Linked DNA regions of Homo sapiens: all the other regions are linked to region 2. Evidence: chromatin loops called from intact Hi-C (ENCODE). Cell type or tissue: endothelial cell of umbilical vein. All regions are shown on one strand.

What was found. A loop is a pair of places that touch in the nucleus more often than their neighbours do. Peaks named below come from ENCODE experiments on the same cell type or tissue, not always from the same donor. Only the 100,000 strongest peaks of a DNase experiment are listed, where the experiment ranks them.
Region 1: it touches region 2 in a loop (6-fold over the local background); 4 of 110 quality-filtered maps call a loop at or near these places.
Region 3: a loop joins it to region 2, with 4 times the contacts of the local background. A loop is called at or near these places in 16 of 110 quality-filtered maps.
Region 4: it touches region 2 in a loop (4-fold over the local background); 14 of 110 quality-filtered maps call a loop at or near these places.

What each region holds. Positions count from the first base shown.
Region 1 is chr2:43,453,890-43,458,889 of GRCh38, reverse strand. All of the region lies in intron 26 of THADA (THADA armadillo repeat containing), which reads left to right. Among named protein-coding and RNA genes, the nearest start is that of THADA, 140 kb to the left of the region's middle. In endothelial cell of umbilical vein, no CTCF peak of the experiment used is centred here; DNase peaks (open chromatin) are centred at 2,429 and 2,999; H3K27ac peaks cover 4,255 bases.
Region 2 is chr2:43,266,529-43,271,528 of GRCh38, reverse strand. The region is part of intron 36 of THADA (THADA armadillo repeat containing); the gene reads left to right. Among named protein-coding and RNA genes, the nearest start is that of LINC01126, 42 kb to the right of the region's middle. In endothelial cell of umbilical vein, a CTCF peak has its summit at 2,301; a DNase peak (open chromatin) is centred at 2,178; H3K27ac peaks cover 2,237 bases.
Region 3 is chr2:43,338,544-43,343,543 of GRCh38, reverse strand. The region is part of intron 30 of THADA (THADA armadillo repeat containing); the gene reads left to right. Among named protein-coding and RNA genes, the nearest start is that of LINC01126, 110 kb to the right of the region's middle. In endothelial cell of umbilical vein, no CTCF peak of the experiment used is centred here; DNase peaks (open chromatin) are centred at 2,373 and 3,273; H3K27ac peaks cover 1,799 bases.
Region 4 is chr2:43,322,248-43,327,247 of GRCh38, reverse strand. The region is part of intron 30 of THADA (THADA armadillo repeat containing); the gene reads left to right. Among named protein-coding and RNA genes, the nearest start is that of LINC01126, 98 kb to the right of the region's middle. In endothelial cell of umbilical vein, no CTCF peak of the experiment used is centred here; a DNase peak (open chromatin) is centred at 1,947; H3K27ac peaks cover 259 bases.

The DNA.
Region 1 (5,000 bases), 190 kb before region 2:
TTAAAAAGCATATTACATGTCAGAATCATTTCATAAATTAAAGGACATTTTCACATACATAACCACATATATACATCCCCCTTTAGGAATCTCAAATTAATATTAGATATTTAAATAGAATACCTTAGCTTTATGCAGAATTTACGGCATTGCACTGTGGGGTTTTTTGTTGTTGTTTTGGTTGTTTTCATTTTCTTCATGAATGGGCACTGGCATGTGGTCTGATATTTGTAAACCGGAGATGTAGGCTAGGATGAAAATGTTGGTGATCAGAATTAGGATAGTGACAGTAGGGGTTGAAAAAAGTGAATAGAATTGAGAGATAGGCGGTCGAATCAGCAGAACTTGGTGATTTCAAAGTACTTGCAGATCTCTTATCTCATTTGATCCTAATGGTAACCATGTGAGGAAGTTAATTTGGTTAGGTATAGTTATCCCCATTTAATAGATGAGGAAACTGAGGCTCAGAAGTTAGGTGACTTCCCCAAGTTACATATCTGATGAATAGCACAATGAAATCATCATTCAGGTGGCATTGGACTCTTGGTATATGGCACCTTCACCCCTTTTTGCTTTTGCTCACATTTCAGGGAAGAAAGGAAAAGGAATCCTGGGCTCCCTGTGAGTCATATCTTTTAGGTCAAAACATACGACGCAGACTGTCCTTAGAATAAAATAATATTTTAGTGATGACTCTTTGATTTATCTTATCTTGCAACATCATCCATTACCAATCCATGAACTTGAGTAACCCTATTTAAATTAGGCCAGAGGAGATGAAGGCTTCTTTGGCAGTATTTTCATGTTATCCTGTGCTACCCTTTTTCCTTTCCATAAATAAGCCTTGGCCATTCTATTTATGGTTGTGTTTGTTTTGTTTTGTTTTGTTTTTTGTCGAGAGGTAGAGGACAGTGAGACTGTGTGTGTATGTAAGGATATCCCCTATCACCTGGGATTTTTTTTTTCCTTTCTCATCCTCAGTGTATGTGCAGATTAGTTTGGTGCTATGTAGATTCCAGAAAGAATGGAATAGACTTTATAATGGAGTACTCCTTGTTGAAGGGCAAAGACAGGAAGTGGAAGTGAATAAAAAGAATGAAATTGGACTTAAAGGAGAAAAAAGTGAAGCAAAAACAATTTGAATTGGACAAAAGAAAAAAGTGTTAGAAAATATTTGTGGGCGGTTCCCTATAACTGAATTTTAAATAACATTTTTGGTGTATAGTCATAAAATCCTCTGACCTATGAAACACCAGTTTAATGGAATTAATTAAAAATAAGATGGAATGCCAGAATTTACATATGAAAACTATCAGTAACTGTTCCTTCAATTCATTGTTTTTATTTAGTCTTTGTATCAGTCATTTTTCTAGGCTCCTTGTTTCCTGGCAAATTTGAAGGTGTTTTTGGAAAACTGTTAAGATTGACTTTAAATTATTTTAGTAGAGACTCAACTACTAGTAAGTCTGTTGTAATTACAAATAATTATGAGAAATACGGTTTCCTTTTCCAAGAAGCAAATAAACTTGTTATTGAAGCATCTGCACCTCTTTGTGTATATGTTCACAGAAGTGTCTACTTTTACTACTAGAATGGGCACATCAAAACCAAATATTGGTATCTTATTATGTGTGAGTAGGAGAGTGAGAGTAGCATTGTGTATACCGCCATTTTCATCTCCTTTAATCACCTCACTCACTGTGCATGTGTGTGTGTGTGTGTGTGTGTGTGTGTGTGTGTGTGTGTGTGTGTGTGTAGATATCCTAAATACGTTTTTTCTACCGATGTGGAACATTCTATCCCACTTCATAGCTGTCTTCCTGGCCTTTGGCACGTGTGTGCACACACACACACGTATATAAAATTTAGTGTTTGATTCCTTCAAAGTATAGGTGTTAATGTATTCAGAATGCTGTGTAAAATTTTTTATGCCAGACCTAAATTTTATTCATGCTTTCAATGCCTGTACTTTGTGTATTTTTAAAAGCTATTTGCATTGTAAGTTTGAAAGTGAGTTATGTTCTCTGGTGTACTCTTAGTATCTTAGTATCTTGAGTGTGTTGAACTTAATTGTAATTTATACTAATTTCCTCTCTATTCCTTTCATCTCATCTTTAAAGTGCTGAGGGAAAGGAAGAGGACTTGGTGGCAAGAGCCAAGACAAAAGAACAATGTGTGTGTAATTTGTTCAGAAGGTACAAAGTTAGATTTGTGATTTGTTGATGCATTATCTCATTTCTCAAGTAATTCCACTAAGTAGGCACTATTATTCCCATTTTATAGAAAACAAAATGTAGTGACAGAGCGAGACTCTGCTTAAAAAAAAAAAGAAAAGAAAAGAAAATGTAAAATTATTTAGCAAGGTTGAATGAATCACCCAAGGTTACACTGCCACTGTGTGGTATTCCTCTGGTCAGGCTGGTTCTAGACCTTTGCTCTTTCTCTACTTTGCATTTCCTCATTCCCACCCCACCACAGAATAAATAATCTGTGGAACATGGTTTCACATTCTATTCCATGATGTAGTAGCAGCCTTTTCTAAAATGAAATGCTGTGCATATTATTATTTTTTAATTGCCATTGGAAGTAGGCTGAATGTAGTCAGATAAATAGTATTTGAACTGCCTTAGTTTATGTGGAATATTACCTTTGTCTGAATGCATGACTTTTTTTAAACTTTTAATGTGATTTTATAATTTAGATGAGTATTTGCCTTAACAATGATGAGTTTTGCACATTTTTAAGACTACTTGGAGGTATTTATATACCTCAAATATTTACTAGGAAGTATCTTTGCAAGGTTAGGTAAAACATTTTACCAAATGAGTTTCAATGAGTCTCTGTTGGGAAAGGTTAAATAGCACTGTAGCGTAGTCTTTTGGCAATCGAGCAGTTCGTCTGCACAAATAACAGTGAATATAATTGATGGTCTTAGTAATAAGGTCATAAAGTCAAAAAGAGCTACCACAGTGTGGTCAACGTTTTGACCATAAGGAACAGAATGTAAAAGTTGGTTAGCTGGAAGGATTTCCTGCCTCCTTAGTAACTATTGTGTCTCTGTTTCCTTAGTCATAGCTGAATTGAGAAGAAGAGAAAAATCTTTTAATTCTGCATTTAGAATTGATGTTTTTCAGATTTACATAGTGGAAAGCGTGTTTGGATGAGTATAAGCCAGAACCTAACCTATCCTTTGCATAAATGCCTTTCTGCAATACTGCTTATTCAGGATAGGCTTCTCTTGTGTCTTCTTGTTAGCCTGCTCTCTAACCCTTGTTTTACACATTATAGCATTTAATATGCTCCTGTTTTTAACTGACAGAATTACTCTTTGCATTGTTGTGTGTGTTTGTGTGTGTGTGTGTGTGTGTGTGAGAGAGAGAGAGAGCGAGAGCACGTGCTTATGCAAGAGAGAAAGTGTGTTTGTATGACGGACAGAAGTACTACAGGCATACCAAGAAACAGCTGCCACCTAAAATTTATAATCAACAATAGAAAGAAAAATAGAGATTTTTTAAAAACGGGAATTCCGTAGAAGCAGGTATACTGTAATATAGGGAACAGATGGAAAAAAAGTAAGTTACACTCTCAGGGAGGTGAGATGAAATTAAGAGCAATCTGTGAATAAGAAGGAGCTTTAGAAAATTAAAAAATATGATAGCCCAAGTAAAAATTTCAGTACATACTAGGGAAGACAGTAAAAGGACACTGCCAGAGATTGACCTAGAGAGAGGGAGATGGAACATGGGAGAGAAAAAATAAGATTAGAGGATTATCAGGCAGTTGAACATTCAACTTACAGAAGTTCAGAAAGGAGAGCAGAGCAAAGTGAGGGCAGAAAATTATCAAGTAGCTTAAGAACATGTAGAACTAAAGAACATGAGTCCTAGTACAGTGAATGAAAAATGATTCACCCCAAGACTCGTCATTTCCAAAATTTTGTGAAGTGAGAGAAAAAAAAAACAGCTCATATACAGAGAATTAGGAATCAAAATGACAGTGGACTTAGAAGTTAATGGAGCATTGCCTTCAAAATTCTGAGGGCATATGATTTGCTTCTTATTCGTATTTAACTTAACTGTTAATCACACTTGGAGCTAAAATAGAGTGTACTTTTATTTTAAAAGTTTTCTTTTAAATTAAGGACAAGGAAAATATCTTTCTCTTTCTTTCCAGGACATACATGAATACAGCACCTAAGTATTTTTTAAAAGTTAGTTGCCAAACAATATTGTTTAACATAACCATGTATGTGTAATTTAGTGTGTGTGTGTGTGTGTGTGTGTGTGTTTAGACAGGGTCTCCTTCTGTCACTGAAGCTGGGGTGCAGTGTTGTGATCTTGGCTCACTGCAGCCTCGACCTCTTGGGCTCAAGAGATGTTCCCACCTCAGCCATCCAAGTAGCTGGGACTACAGGCTCACACCAACACACCTGGCTGATTTTTGTATTTTTTTGTAGAGATGGGTTTTCACCATGTTGCCCAGGCTGGTCTTGAACTCTTGGACTCAAGCAATTCTCCCACCTCAGCCTCCCAAAGTGTTGGGATTACAGGCATGAGCCACTGAACCTGGCTAATTTAATGTTTTTATATGTGCATAGAAAAGGTCTAGAATGGACAAAGTGGAATTTCTCCTTCTACTTACTTATTTGTATATTGCTTGTTTGTTTTAATGAGTGCATATTAATTGCAATTAATAGAATATAACTAAAGGGAAGAAAAGAGACTTGATTTATTTCTTCATTTATTTAAAAGAAAAAAGTTGGCAGGCCAAGGCAGGAGGATTGTTTGAGGCCAGAAGTTTGAGACCAGTTTGGGCAATATAGCGAGACCCTGTCTCTATAATAATTAGCCAAGCATGGTAGTGCATGCCTGTAGTCCTAGCTACTTGGAAGGTTGAGCCAGAAGGATCACTTGAGCCCGGTGAGCCATGACTGCTTTACTGCACTCCAGCCTGGGTGACAGAGCAAGACACTGTCTCTTAAAAACAAAATGTAGAAAGTG
Region 2 (5,000 bases):
ACTGTTTGATGATCAATTGAATGAATGAATTGAGGAATGTATCTATCAAAGTAGTTAAACCCAGTAAGAAGCTTAGTGTTTTTCAGATCTACCTGGTGGGGGAGCTGTTTGGATTTTATGTTATGAAATTGCCCTGAGGTCACAGCATTTTCTTATTATGGCAGATTAAATCGCCTGCCTTAGTCCTGACTTCTTCCTAGAGACATTAATTCAAACAGCTGATGAGGAACTGATGAAGCATCTACTAAGACTGGCCACTGTAGAAAATCCTGGACTAACTCTGTGTCTCCCTTGTCACTCCATACTGGATCATGCAGGATGGAATTTCTTGAGCAAGAGTTTCATCCATAGGGACCCACATGCCTAGCACAGGGCCGGCCCTGGGAAGTGCCCAGCAGGTGGATACTTGTCAGTTGCTTATCAGGTCCCAGGTGAGAGACCAGAGCCAAGGCTACATGAATCGATCTGGAAGGCCTAGGGGAGGTGGCCCCTTCCTCCCAGAGCCCCGTCTGCTCTTTCCCACTCTGAGCAGGCCAGTGGGGGGACAGGGGAAGGAGAACCTCATCACCTCCCTCTTGATGCTCCTGTTTCATTTTATCCCCTTTGATCCTCACAACACTGTGAGATACTTTATTATTTCCTCCATTTTATTTATATTTTTATGTTTTTAAAGGTGGGGTCTCATGGCATCACTCTGGCTGGAGTACTGGTGGCTGTTCACAGGCACACTTGTAGCTCACTGCAGTCTTGAACTCCTGGGCTCAAGGGATCCTCCCACCTCAGCCTCCTGAGTAGCTGGGATTATAGGGACCTACTATACTTCCTCCATTTTAAATGTGAATATGCAGAAGTTCAGAGAGTTGAAGGAATGGGCCCAACGTCCCAAGGCAGATAAGTGTCAGAGCCAGAGTTGGAGCTCCGGCCCCTGTGGTGACAGAGGCCTTGCACTCTCAGATCCTCTCTGAGACAGGGAAAGGAGTCCAAACCTGGCATCTAGTTTAGAACCCAGGAGTTAAGAGAAAGGGGTGCATTGAAGGTCTTCTAAACTCACTGTTGTGTTTGAAAGAAGACACTGGAGTCAGAGTGTAAGAAAATGGGTTGGGGACCAGAGCTGAGATACCAGAGTGTGCCCTGGGGAAAGGGAATAGAGGGCAGATGCAGCAAGAGGCGGCAGGTGGTCCTCTGTCAAGGCTGCTGCTGTTCCTGTTCTCCAGTGCCCCTCCTAAAGGGAGGGAATCCCAGGACTCGAGGGTTTTAGAGCCTCTGACTTACAGATGTGGAAACTGAAGCCCAAGAAAGGTAAATGATTTCCCCAGTGTCACATAATGAGTAGAAAAACGAGGTCTACAACACCCACTCCTGAGGCCCAGGACAGTACCTCTCTACTGTCCCCCAAGCCTTGATTTATACAGAGGAAATGACAGAAATGTAGGGATGCCCCCTGAGAATAATCCAGACTCGGGTAGAGAGGAGCTGGCAGGGGTGAGATGGGGTGGTGTGGGGTAAGGGCAGAGAAGATGGAACACTGCCTTGAGAAGAGGGCTTGGAGGAACTCCAGCAACACTGGGGTGGGAAGAACTAAGTGTTCTGTGAAACCAGCCATCTCTCAGCAGTCAGCAATCAAACCACACCCTGAGTCAGCCCGGGATTCCACTGCCTTGGTCTCTCTGGGCCTCTCTCCGTAGCTGGCTGTGTGTTCTTCAGTATTGTCAGTGGGGCTGCAGGGGAGGAAACAGAAGAGGCTAGGAATTGTGGTCCTAACCCACTGTGAACCAGTGGAGGGTGAGGGGAAATGCTTTTGAAGGAAGATAGTTATGTGGGAGCCAGTTATCTGTTTTCTTATTTATTCCTTCAAAATAAAGAGATTTGATCAAGGTAGGCCCCCATTCCTGCCAGCTGCAGTGGGTGGGCACGGTGGAGCTCCGGTTGCCGCATTCCAAGTTGCGTGTGCCATCAGTTGCTGTTCCAGAGAGCCTGGGCCCCCTGACGTTCACCTGCATCTCAGCGAGTGCGTCACTGGCAGCGGCTCCCATGATGTGCAAAAGCAGGTGCAAACTAATGCTCCCGTCTTCGATCTGCTGGCCAGTTATGAGTGCCAGTGAGTACCCTGGCTGGGCCTGGTTGCTGGGGTGATGGGATTGTTACCATGGCCTCCCAGTGACTAATCCCCAGAGAGACAACAACAGGCTCCTTTCGAGGAAATGAGGGTCATTTTTGCATCATTTTGCCCTGACTCTTGCTGCTTCTGAAAGCCGAGCTCTCTGGCCAAGGCGACTGACCCCTGTGGGTGATGATAAGCCCTCAGTCTGAGGCTTAGGCCATCTGGTGCTGACGCGGCTGCAGGGTGTTGTCTTCCCTGTTAGTCAGGGCAAGCCTGGTGCCTGGTGATCTTCCTTCTCCAGCTCGTGGCCTCGGCTCTCCTCTTCTGTGCTTTCCTTTTCCTCAGGAACTTTCGCTTTCCTCAGCAAGGCCATATCACAATGCAGGATTTCTCTTCACTGTGGTGAGCAGGCTTCCTTTTTGAACCTAAGCCAGTTTCAGGTGTTAGGGTCACTACTCTGTCAGGGGTGGCAAGATGGGCCCCCCCACCTTTCTCGTTCGTCCCTGGTTCAGTGAGGATGACTCCTCCAGCCCCAGCTTCAGGCCTGACTCTATTGGGAGCATCCCTCCTGAGCACCCCAGCCAGCACTGGCACCTGCCCTTTGCCCTCCTGAGTTCACTCAGCCACAGACTTCTTCCATCCCAACAGCCAGATGAAGGTCAGACCCAGGCTGTCATGACAGTGCTGCCCGAGAAGTTCTGCAGGGCAGGGGTGGGGCCCAGGAGAGGCCTCTTCACTGGCCACGGTGGCGACCCCTCCCTCACCATCCTGCTGTTATCCAAGGAGGCGTAAAGGGTGACATCAGAGACCTGGGAAGCCCTCATCCTACCCACCAAACTCCAATTCTGTTCTCAAATCTCCCAGAAGATGCTTGGTGGATTGTGAAAGCCTGGGCTTCCTTGTTTTTGCTGCTCTATTTTGACTACAGCAGTCCCCATGGCAAGACCTCTCATGGGCAGAAGAGCAGAATGGAGAGTGGCTCTGGTGGTGGCGGGCCAGTACAGGGAGGGTTTTTCTCTGCACACGTGGGGCAGGGTGTGTACATTGAGATAGAATGGCATGTTGGGAATCTGTGCACCTTTCAGAGTGTCTGTTTGTAAAGAGTACACAGCCCCAGTTTGGATGTGAATGTCTGTATGAGCGTTAGGAGGAGAATGGGATTCAAGAGATGTGCTCTGACCTGTTCACTGATGCATCATGATGAGCTAAAAGTAAGAAATCCCTCCCTGAATGTCAAAATGGCCAGGAAATCGTTGCTGTATTTCAGTAATTGGGTTTGTCAGAAGTGAATTTCTTGTGAGGCTGATCTACAGGAGCAGAGGCAGAGAACAGCAGGTGGGAATCAAAAACAAAGAATTGGCCTTGACGGCAACTTGTCTTCTCCCTCTCTGCCTCCTCTTCCCTTGTTCCTTTCCCCCTCTCCTGCTTCCTCACCTCCAGCTGAAGTACTGAAGTTACTGGAGTACAACCAGGGCTGTCAGCTTGGGGTGTATCTTGAAATGGACTTTCTGAAGTATTTTCTGGGGTTTCAAGCATGAAACAGCTGGTGTTTTAGTCGGGGTATAGATTTGGCATCTGTAAGAGAAGTTAATAGTGGCTTAAACAAGTCAGTAGCTTATTTTTTCCTCACACAGAGCACTCAGTAGACTAGTGTGATGGTCCGTATGATTAGGGGCGCACACCTTCTTTCTTGGTGCTCTGACATTTTCAAGACACACCATCCCTCACATGGCCCCAGATGGCAGTGCCAGCTCCCACTGCCATGTCCACAATCTGGTGAGCCGGAAGGCAGGAGGGAAGGGCCAGCCTGGAAGTCACATGCACCACTTCCATGGATCTTATCAGCCAGGCCCTCGTCATCTGCCACAGATCTCAGCCAAAGAGGCTCAGAAATCGTGTGTTGAGCTAAATGGACACACGCTTAGCTAAAAAGCCCATTTCTGTGTAAGGGGGAAAGACTGGGTTTTGGGAGATAGGAACTTCACTTCTCGCAATCTGCCATCTTCTTATTTTTACCAGGTCCTAATCACTGAGGTTCTGGCAAGTGCCAGCTGCATGGGCACTAACATCTGGGGACACAGGGATGAATTAGATAGAGCATCTGCTTCTAAACTGTTGGGAGTCCACCCTCTCAGGTGGTAGGCCACCTAAAATCAACAGACCTTCCTTTACATGTATCCAAATCATTTTTTCTGTTAGCAACTTACATGGCTAATTTTATAAGAAAAGGAAGTAACCATTAATAATAAGAATTTTGTTCTAAACATTCTCACTAACTTGGTAAGTTTGTTTGCTGATCCCTGTATCATCTCTTAGGACCACACACATCACCCAAAATGCAGACACTTCATTAGGAAGCAAGCCCACAAGCTTTGCAGTTGCATTACCCAGAGCAAGAATTTACTAGAAAGATAGCTTTTTAATTGAAGGGGACTGGGAAGGAAGAAAACACTTAGTAGAGACCAAAAAAAAGGAGCAATGGCGGGAGGGAGGGAGCCACACTTAGAAGGGAGCAGGAATGGGGAAGTGGAGAGGGGAGGCTCAAGTTTGGCACCCTGCCTGTTCCACCACTGTGCTTATGCGTGGCATGTCCTCCTTGTGCCAGTCAACCTGGTTAAGTGTCGCGATTCTACCCAGCCCCATGCCCTCCTTTCCCACAAAGCCTTTCCAGTCTTTGTGTCTCTCCTTGAGTCAGACCCACACTGTTTAGCTCTTACATTGCTCATTCTTTAGGAGACTCCTCCTTTCACCCACACTAAGCTTTTTAAGGGCTGAGGCCTCCATCACAGCAGAGTGGATCATGTTGTTTTTTGTTTTTTGTTTTTGAGAGGGAGTCTCACTTTGTCGCCCAGGCTGGAGTGCAGTGGCGCTATCTTGGCTTACTGCAAGCTCTGCCTCC
Region 3 (5,000 bases), 72 kb before region 2:
CTCATGTAATATACAGGGAGTCCTCTCTGTAATGCCATGTTCAAAATCTGTGTTGCAGGACTCTGGTGGTGGTAGGATAGTGTTAACTGCAAAGGCCCTCCGTAGGTCCTCTGTAAGTTCCACCAGAGTAGCTCCAGAAGAGGCGCATGTGTTAGTGTTACTACCTTTCCTGCCATAGTACACGCATTTAATTAAGAGTCAGTTTATTGGCCGGGTGTGGTGGTTCATGTCTGTAATCCCAGCACTTTGGGAGGCTAGGGCAGAAGGATTGCTTGAGCCCAGGAGTTCAAGAACAGCCTGGACAACATAACGAGACCCCATCTCTACAAAACAACGACAACAACAAAAATTAGCCAGGTATGGTGGTGCATGCCTGTAGTCCCAACTACTTGGGAGGCTAAGGCAGGAGGATGGTTTGGGCCCAGGAGTTTAAGGCTCTAGTGAGCTGTGATTGCACCACTGCACTCCAGACTGGGTGACAGAGTGAGACCTTGTTTCAAAAATAAATAAATTTCTGATGCTTAGAGTTTGAGAAACAAACAAGTTGAAAAAAAAAGAAAAAAGTATATTGGCTGTCTAAAGTAGAAGCCTCTCTTTTTTATTTTTCAAAAAGTGTGCTTTTGGTCACTTTTGTTGGGCTCTTACCTTCTGTGGCAAGTCAAGTAATGGGCTGTGTGAGGCTCTCAAATCAGTTTAATTCAACAAAGCATTGTTGAGCACAGGCTACCTGCTAGCCTTTGTGTTAGGAGATATAGGGATACAAAAATATAAAAGAGCTAGTCCTGGCTCCAGGGACTTCCAGGAAGTGAGAAAGACGTGTATAAATAATTTTCATCTGGTATATTAAGTATTATAACAAATGTCTGTAGTAGGTACAGCATTACGCCAGAAGAGGGGTGAGAGAGGGCTGACATCAAACTGGCCATCAAGAGTGAGCCAGAATTTTGCCAAGTGGCCAACACAGGTAGGGGAATTCCAGGCTTAGGTAACGGCATAGGCAGAGACACAGCAATATGAAACGGCACTGTAGGTTTGCAGAACCATAAGGAAGTTAGCCCTCTGGAACCTAAAGTGTAAGGCACAAGTGGCAGAGAATGGGGCTCAGGAAATATGCCCAGGCCACACAGTGAAAGCTCCTGTAAGAAACCTTTTGGTGAAGGAGCCAGCGGTGGATTTCCCAATGTGTGGATGTGTGTATCTCAATTATTGTCTCAACATTAATAGCTTTGGATAGGGATATTGATGGAGAAATTATCTTGTGTCTGAAATGCCGGTAAAGTTATTGGGAGCCTCTCATTTTTAGTCTGTTAGTCTATTCTCCCTTTTTTTAGACAGGGTCATGCTCTGTCACCCAGGTTAGAGTGCAGTGGCGCTACCACGGCTCACTGTAGCCTTGACCTCCTGGGGCTGAAGTGATCCCTCCGCCTCAGTCCCCTGAGCAGCTGGGACTACAGGCACACGCCACTATGCCTGGCTAATTTTTGTGGGGTTTTTTGGTGGAGAAGGAGTTTCAACAGATTGCCCAGGCTGGTCTCGAACTCCTGAGCTCAGGTGATCCACCTGCGTCGGCCTCCCAAAGTGCTGGGATTACAGGCATGTGAGCCACTGCACCCAACTTGTTTTCTCCATTTTATTTAGAGAGTAGGAGTTGCTTACCCATGAAGTGTTTACCCACGCCTAGTACCATTTGCCTTCTGTGTGGCTCTTAGCATCCCAAAGATACATATCACATCAGTACCCTCAGCTGTTTGCCAGGTAATAGGCCACTTCTTCCTACCTGTTATTTCTGGGGATCAAGAAGTCAGAGCTGTCCAGAAATTATCCTCTGAAACCTGCTTCTAGCCAGGACTGTCCCAAGTATCCTAACACTCTAGTTCTTAAAGTGCTGTAAGGAAGGAGTTTCTGCCCCCTTAGCTTGCTACTCCTTCATGCATCTCGTAGAAAGTCATTATCCACTGGCTTCCTGAGTCCATTACCTCTTGTTGGATGAGATGGAGGAGATGGAGCGGCAGGCCAGCCATTGAGTGGACCTTCATGTTGTGCAGTGCCTGAAGATGGCTGACAAAGCTGCCATCAGCTTCCTCTGCAGCTAAGAGGAAGGGAAGTCCTCCTGGCCTTTTAAAACCTGTCCTGTGGTCCCTATTGCTGTTTTCTAATTGGGCTTTCCATTCTCATTCCCTCTGCTCCCCACCCCACTTCTGATTTTTCTCCATGATTTTCCAGCTCTAGAAGACAAAGGAATGAATCACTGCAATTTACTGGGTTTCCACCTTCCTTGCCCAGAATGTAGGACAGCCACTTTTCTGTTTCCAGTACAGTCAACTCTCTATTATCCAAGTGTGAACTTTCCGCTTTGTGGGTGGTCTGTAAATGGTTCCTAACACCAGGCTTCCTTTTGCTCCCCAGCACACTTTTACAAGTGTTAATCAGAATGTGTTCAGAGCCTGAAATAGAGTTTGGAAGGAAAACATACTGCCAGACAGCACAATGCATTCCAAAGCTATGTATCAGTTTTTCTATATTATCCACATCATTGACAGGATAACTTTGAGGTTCCTAAATAGCAAATTATAGAACTGGGTATAAGTGATGAAGCCTCGGTGTCACATGCCTGCCCTGTCCCTGAGGTCCTCTTGTTCTGGGAGTTGTCTGTCTATACTAGTTAACTCCATGCTCAGACACACCCCCTCTCGTCCTAGCGGTCCCTTCTCAGAACAGACCCCTGTCTTTACTTTCTCACCTGCCTTTCCCATGAAGATATTACAGTGCAGAGTATTCCAAATTCAACTACTGAAGAGGCTTTTTTATGTCCCTGGTAATTTACACATGAAAGAAAAATAAATGTTCCTTTGAGTCTACTAAGGATTTTCTGTATCTTTTGAATATAAGCTATGAAAAATTAATGTTTTTGCAAAGAAAAAAATGTTGCCTTAAATTTTAACACCGACACCCTTTTCCTTCCCTAATTTATTTGATCATTAGCCTGAGTTTCTTCAGTCCCATAAGTACAAAAATGCTAGTGGATATGTATTTGTCCTTTTGTTCTCAAAGAAAGTTTTTAAAAAATTGATTGGCACTATTGGATAACCAATTCAGTCTTTAAATTTTGACTCTGAAATTGAGGGAACATAAAATGAAGACTTTTGTCCTATATTTGTGTTTTGACTTTGCAAGATTAATAGGGATTTATATGAGGTGATTAAGCAATAGCCATGGAGTTGTTGGGGAATTTTTGGTGATGAGTGGTCAGCTGGCAACATGGCTTCAGGAAAGGACTGGGCTTCTGCTCTTACAGGCTGCTTTTCATTCCAGGATGTCAAAGCCTTAATGGAAATCAGCTCATTAATCCTTCAAGTCCTTTCCTTCCTGTTTTCCTCCACTCCTCCCTTCTTGATCCAGTTTACTGTCTAAAGCAGTTTACTAACTACTGAAAGAAAACTAAACTGACCTAGACCAGAAACGAAATGAGAGTAGCCGTCTAGTAGGGATCTGCTGCTGTCCTGGAAAGGATGGCAGTGGGCATCATGAGAGAGGAATCACCCAGTCTGACACTCATGCTAATTACAAAAACTTTTTTTTTTAAGTTTTTTATTTATTTATTTATTTTTTAGTTTTAGAGATGAGGTCTGGCTGTGTTGCCTATGCTGGACTTGAACTCCTGGGCTCAAGCAGTCCTCCCACCAGAGTCTTCCAAGTAAGCTGGGATTACAGACATGAGCCCCATGCCCTGCCACCCTTGCTGCTTGCAGATTCCAGCTCAGCTGTCCCAGCTAGATCGCTTATTTACTTTGGCTAAGAGTTGTAATTAGTATTATATTAGGCTTAAACTTTTCAGAAGTGAATTTGGCTATCTAGTTTCTCCTTCTTTGGTTATAAAAGGAAAAAAATAAGTGTGTATGTGTATGTTTATATATTGCATGTGTGTTTCTTTTGGTAAACTTAGTGAACTAAATGGACTAGTCAGGGCTGGGTGCGGTGGCTCATGCCTGTAACCCTAGCACTTTGGGAGGCCAAGGTGGGTGGATCACATAAGGCCAGGAGTTTGAGACCAGCCTGGCCAACATGGTGAAACCCAATCTCTACTAAAAATACAAAAAATTAGCTGAGTGGTGGCACACGCCTGTAGTCCCAACTACTTGGGAGGCTGAGGCATGAGAATCGCTTGAACCTGGGAGGCGGAGGTTTCAGTGAGCTGAGATCATGCCACTGCATTCCAACCCGAGCAACAGAGAAAGACTCTGTCTCAAGAAAATGAATGAATGAATGCATGCATGCAGTGGATGTGATAACCAGAAATAAATATGTGCCCTACTAAAATTTTTTCACCGTTTTCCCCTTCATTGTTGTGTGCTGCTATATGCTTATCATAGAAAATTAGTCAAGTACAAAATTTGGAAGAGAGTAAAAGTCTATTCTTACCACAATCCATAAATCACTATTATTGGTTAAGAGTTGTATGTAATTCCTTCATCTTTTTTCCTATGCTTTTTTTTAACTTTGTCAAGGCTATACTGTATATGTAAGTTATAGCTTCCTTCCTTTTTTCACTCGATAGTATCATGAGAGCATTTGTTATTATTTCAAACTCTTTGTGATACAGCTACTGTGGAAAACAGTATGATATTTCCTCAAAAAATTGAAAATAGAATTACTATGTTAATCCAACAATTCCACTTTTGAATACATACCCAACAGACTTGAGAGTGGGGTCTCAAAGAGGTTTCCATAGCAGCATTATGCACAATAGCTAAAACATGGAAACAGCTCAGGTGTCCATTGATGAATGATGAATGGATAAACAAAATGTGGTATATACATACACCAGAATATTACTTAGCCTGGAAAAGGAAGGAAATTCCAACATATGCCACAACATGGATGAATCTTGGAGAAATTATGCTAAGCGAAATAAGCCAATCACAAAAAGACAAATACTATATGATTCTGCTAATACAAAGTACATAGAGTAGTCAAGACCTAGAGACAGAAAGTAGAATAGT
Region 4 (5,000 bases), 56 kb before region 2:
AGATAAGAGAACTACCCCAGATGGGCTGGGATGAGCCTGCCAGCTGCACCTGTTTGATTTTTTGGAATTCCTTCTCTTTCACCAGCTCAAACCCCTCCAATGCCTCTAGAGCCTTCCTCCATGACAATCATGACAATCAAATCAATCCTCTGTTTTTATGTGTATTTTTTTCTCCACATATACCCCTCCCCCAACAAGATCATAAGCTCTGCAAAGCCATAACCTTTTCCTCTCCCTCCCCTTCCCACCCCATGTAGGATATCCCCCGTACTGCTCAGTAAATGTTTCTGTATTAATAAAGTTAAGCCATGTGTCTTAGAGACCTTAACAGACAGTAGCAACCTAAAGCCAAAACAGCAGTTTCCAGCCCTCTGAAGATGGCAGTGAATTCTGGTAGAGCTTGGTAAGTCCAAAGTGAATTCCCTCTCTCTTCCAGGAAGCCCACCAAGGCTTCACAATATTGAGTGGGGACCCCAGCTGTCCAGTGTGACTTGAGCTTATGGGATCCCACTGGGGTCTTCATTCTTTGGAACTTTTAGAGCTCTGAAAGACTACTTCTGTTTCGGGCCCCTGTTGACTCATCCCATATCATTTCCTGCTAATCCCACTGGCCATCTTTCTAGTCTTGGCAGTTCACATCATTGTAACAGCTGTCCATGGACCAGACACTGCCTCTCCTTATATTTGATTATATCTTGTAGATAGGAGTTAGGAGGTACTTCTTTGATGGAGGCCACATTAAGCCATGTAAATGTGGAAACATAAATTAAATAAAAATAACCCACCTCTGCCATTCCAATTCCCGCCCCCCATACCATTGTCCCTTTTAGCACTTGTTATTCTCTAAACATGTCATGTCCCCAAGTCTTTGGACATGCTACTTCCTCTGTTGTGGTCACTTTGCCCAGGTCTACCTCCTCCCCATTCTCCAACTCTCTGCCAAGGCCCTTCCTGACTCACCCAGACAAACAGTTACTCTGTTAATCCCTCCTTTTGGGGCACCCATCATACTCTAGCATGACTGGTTGTGTGTTTTCCCAACTACACTAGTGGCTTTCAAGTGTTTTTTTTTTTTTTTTTTTGACAGACATTGACAACAAGAAACAGCTTTTACATATGACCTAATGCATATGTTTGTGTGTATATACTGTGCACACACACATGAAATCATGCACAGTCGGAAATTTTAGTAGCTGCGTAAGATATAAATTGCCAAAAATGCAACAGAGAGGGAATTTGCTCAAGATAGAGCATATTTAATTTCAGGAATGTGTGCTTTCAAGATATCCACTGCCATTTTGGATACAAAGCATAACCCTATTGATGCCATTCAGTATAATGTAGGGTAGCTTATTACCTGGAAAAGAAAAAGAAAAAAGCTAGACCAGTCAATTATTTTACTTAAACTTGTTGCATTTTAATGGTTATTTAAATCTTAAAGATAACTTATTAAAAATTATTCTTAGCAAGGACTTAATGGAAAGCTGATACATAACAAAAACCTTAGTGAAACAATCCCTTGGGAAATCTCTGAACTTCTTTAAATCTCCTGCCCTCTGTCCTTACTACACTACTTTGATACACTCTGATTATATTTTCCTCCTTTCTCCCTCTGTCTTCCTCCTAGCTCCTTTTCTCCCTTCTTCTTCTGCCCCCATCTCTCTCCTCTTCCCTTCCTCCCTCCTTCCCTTCCTTCCTTTCTTCTTCCTTCTTTCTTTCCTTCCTTTATTGCTGGTCACTACCCACTAGTTGATTTCATAACCTAACATACATTTGGAAAAACACTATTCAGGACTCTAAGTTCCTTGAGGGCAGTGACTGTGTCACTGAATCACTTCATCTTCCTATTTCCAAACCCACCACTATTCCTGGCTCTCAGTAGCCTCTTAATAAATGTTTCCTGAATGAATAGGCCTCAGTTAAAAACAAAACAAAACCAAAAAAAAAAACCTGCAGCCACTGGGATTCCGGAAGGGACAGGAAAAGTGAATAATTTATCACAGACTTCCCCAAGACTTCTGCTGTCCTCTAGACACTGGGGCTTTTGTGGACGTGTCTGGGAAGCCCTGCCCTCTGCCTGCCTTGTGCCTCTCCCAACTTCCAGGAGAGAGGGCAGGAGATTTAAAGAAGTTCAGAGATTTCCCAAGGCAAAAACATATTAATCAAGTTCTTAAGTGGATATTTAAAAGGACAAATGGTAAAAAAGAGTGGAAGAAAACAGGATTCTTAACAGGGCCTTCGTTTCATCTTCTGTATGTCAACTTCGTCCGCATAGTGCTGGATTCCTTCTCCTCCTTCGAAAGCCACTAGTAATGCTGCTTTTCAGTGCATCTGCTACATGCTGATCACTTCTGATTTTTTTTGAGCACTATAAATCTTCATTATGCTGTGCTCCATGCCAGGATTTTTCCATTTGGGGGTAGAAAAATTCCCCAAGCCCACCAAAACCCTGTGGCTTAGTTTCCTGTCCAGCTGGCGTGCTGCTCTTCGGGATTTTGTTCCCATCATCAAAGTGGCTTGACAGACTGAGAACAAACCTCTGGCTCACCCTGAACTTACAGTGCACCATTTCCAAGTCAGAACAAACACCAAGTAATAGCAAGAGAAAAAGAATGAAAAAAATTATTTTCCTGACTTAGAAGCCAGTTCAGAGTGAAGCCCAACTCTGTGACTCCAGACAGGGATGTTATAAGGCCTTGGCTGTCCTCAAGGGTGGAGTCATGAACAGTGGGCTCCGGGCTGGAATTTCACTCAGAGTCATCTCAAAGGAGAAGCCATGGATGGACTCCTTTGTGGCCCCAAATCTTCTGTTTCCTGGAATCCAAAGCAGCAGCATTTGAGGGAGCCTCCCATGATCTTGTTGACTACATCACACTTGGCCCCAAGCCTCACAGTTGTGGGAGCAGTCAGTGATTCCTGAAGTGTCCCAGGAGGCCAGTAAGGTCACCAGCCTGTACCGGGTCTAGGGAAGATGCAGAACACTTCAGCCTGGCAGAAGGCTCTAAAGATCGTCAACCTTTCCTCTGTTCATTTTGAAATTTTTAAAAATATGCTAACTTAGCTGAAAATCTCATGGAAACCAGGCTCCTCATCAGACTTGAAAGTCAAACCGGTTTCTCAACAACTTCTCTTTATGGTTCTGTATGGCTCCACAGAAAACCAGAAAAACATTTGGGGCAAGAAGCTATGACTCTGTGAGGCCACATGGGAGCAGGCAGTCAATTATTACACTAAGGAACACCCAGTTAGCATGAAGTATCCCATCACTTAAAAGCCTGACCAGCCTTCCTCTTGTTTCCACCTTATCAACGCATTCTCTTATCTTCCCAAGCTGCCGCTCCTTGGAACTGGAGAAGCCAAATGAATTCCCTCTCACATCTCTTACCCTCTTTCCAAATGCCCTTCCTTATCAACTTTGTCTCTAAATTCTTCCCATCTTACATGGCCCGGTTGGAAGTATAACTTCATTTCTCCAGTCCACCCTGGTGGGTTGGTGGGTTGGTTGGTTGGTTGGTTGGTTTTTTGGGTTAACTCCTTACATCCTATTCTGAAGTTTGTCTTTGTTTTTGTCTCCAAAACTAGTCAAAATTCTCAGGTCAGTAGCCGTCTCCTGTGCATGTCCTCCCTGCACCTAGCTCAAGGCTGGATGCACAGGAGACATCCTATCTGCTTTCTCAGGCCACTGGCTTTCCTCCCTGAATGGCTCTTGCTTTAGCAGGGGGCAGTCTCAACTAGTAGAAATTTTACCATTGGGAATGATATCAATGAAGTTTTTATAGACTGTGGGCTTTCCATAGTGGATGGAAGAGTAACAGCAGAAAGTTACGATTGAGAGTCCCAGGGTAAACTAGAGACAAAAGATAGGGGCAGGGTTAAAAAGTAGAACCCCAGGCTAGACAATATAACAAGACCCCATCTCTACAAAAATAATTTTAAAAATTAGCTGGATGTGGTGGCATGCACCTGTAGTCCCAGGTATTTGGGAGGCTGAGGTGGGAGGATTGCTTGAGCCCAGGAGGTTGAGGCTACAGTGAGCCATGATCATGCCACTGCACTTCAGCCTGAGCAACAGAGAAAGACCCTGTCTCAGAACAAAACAAAACAAAAAAGAAAGAAAAGAAAATGAGGCAAATCTCTATGTTCTTAATAGAATGGTATCCAAAACATATTAGTGAAAAGGAGTGATGATCAGAACCGAGTATATAGTAAGCCATCATTTGTATAAACAAGTGGGTAGCAGATAGATGCTTATAAAAGAATAGAGCCTGGCGCGGTGGCTCACGCCTGTAATCCCAGCACTTTGGGAGGCCGAGGCAGGTGGATCACGAGGTCAGGAGATCGAAACCATCCTGGCTAACACGGTGAAACCCCGTCTCTAATAAAACATACAAAAAATTAGCCGGGCGTGGCGGCGGGCGCCTGTAGTCCCAGCTACTCCGGAGGCTGAGGCAGGAGAATGGCATGAACCCGGCAGGTGGGGCTTGCAGTGAGCCAAGATCGCACCACTGCACTCCAGCCTGGGTGACAGAGAGAGACTCCGTCTCAAAAAAAAAAAAAAAAAAAAAAAAAAAAAGAATAGAATGTGCTTGGAAGGATATGCTAGAAAGTAGTAATAGCGGTTGCCTCGAGAACAGTATATGGGCAGGGGGTAGGGTTGTGGAAAAGGGATTTCATTTTCATTGCGTGTCCTTTTGTGCTTTTTCAATTATTTTTGCATGTGTTACCTATTTATTTATTTATTTTTGAGACAGAGTCTCACTCTGTCACCCAGGCTGGCATGCAGTGGCATGATCTCAGCTCACTGCAACCTCTGCCTTCCAGGTTCAAGTGATTTTCCTGCCTCAGTTTCCTGAGTAGCTGGGAATACAGGCGCCCGCCACCCTGCCCGGCTCATTTTTGTGTTTTTAGTAGAGATGGGGTTTCACCATGTTGGCCATGCTGATCTCGATCTCCTGACCTCAGGTGATCCACCCACCTCAGCCTCCCAAAGTGCTGGGATT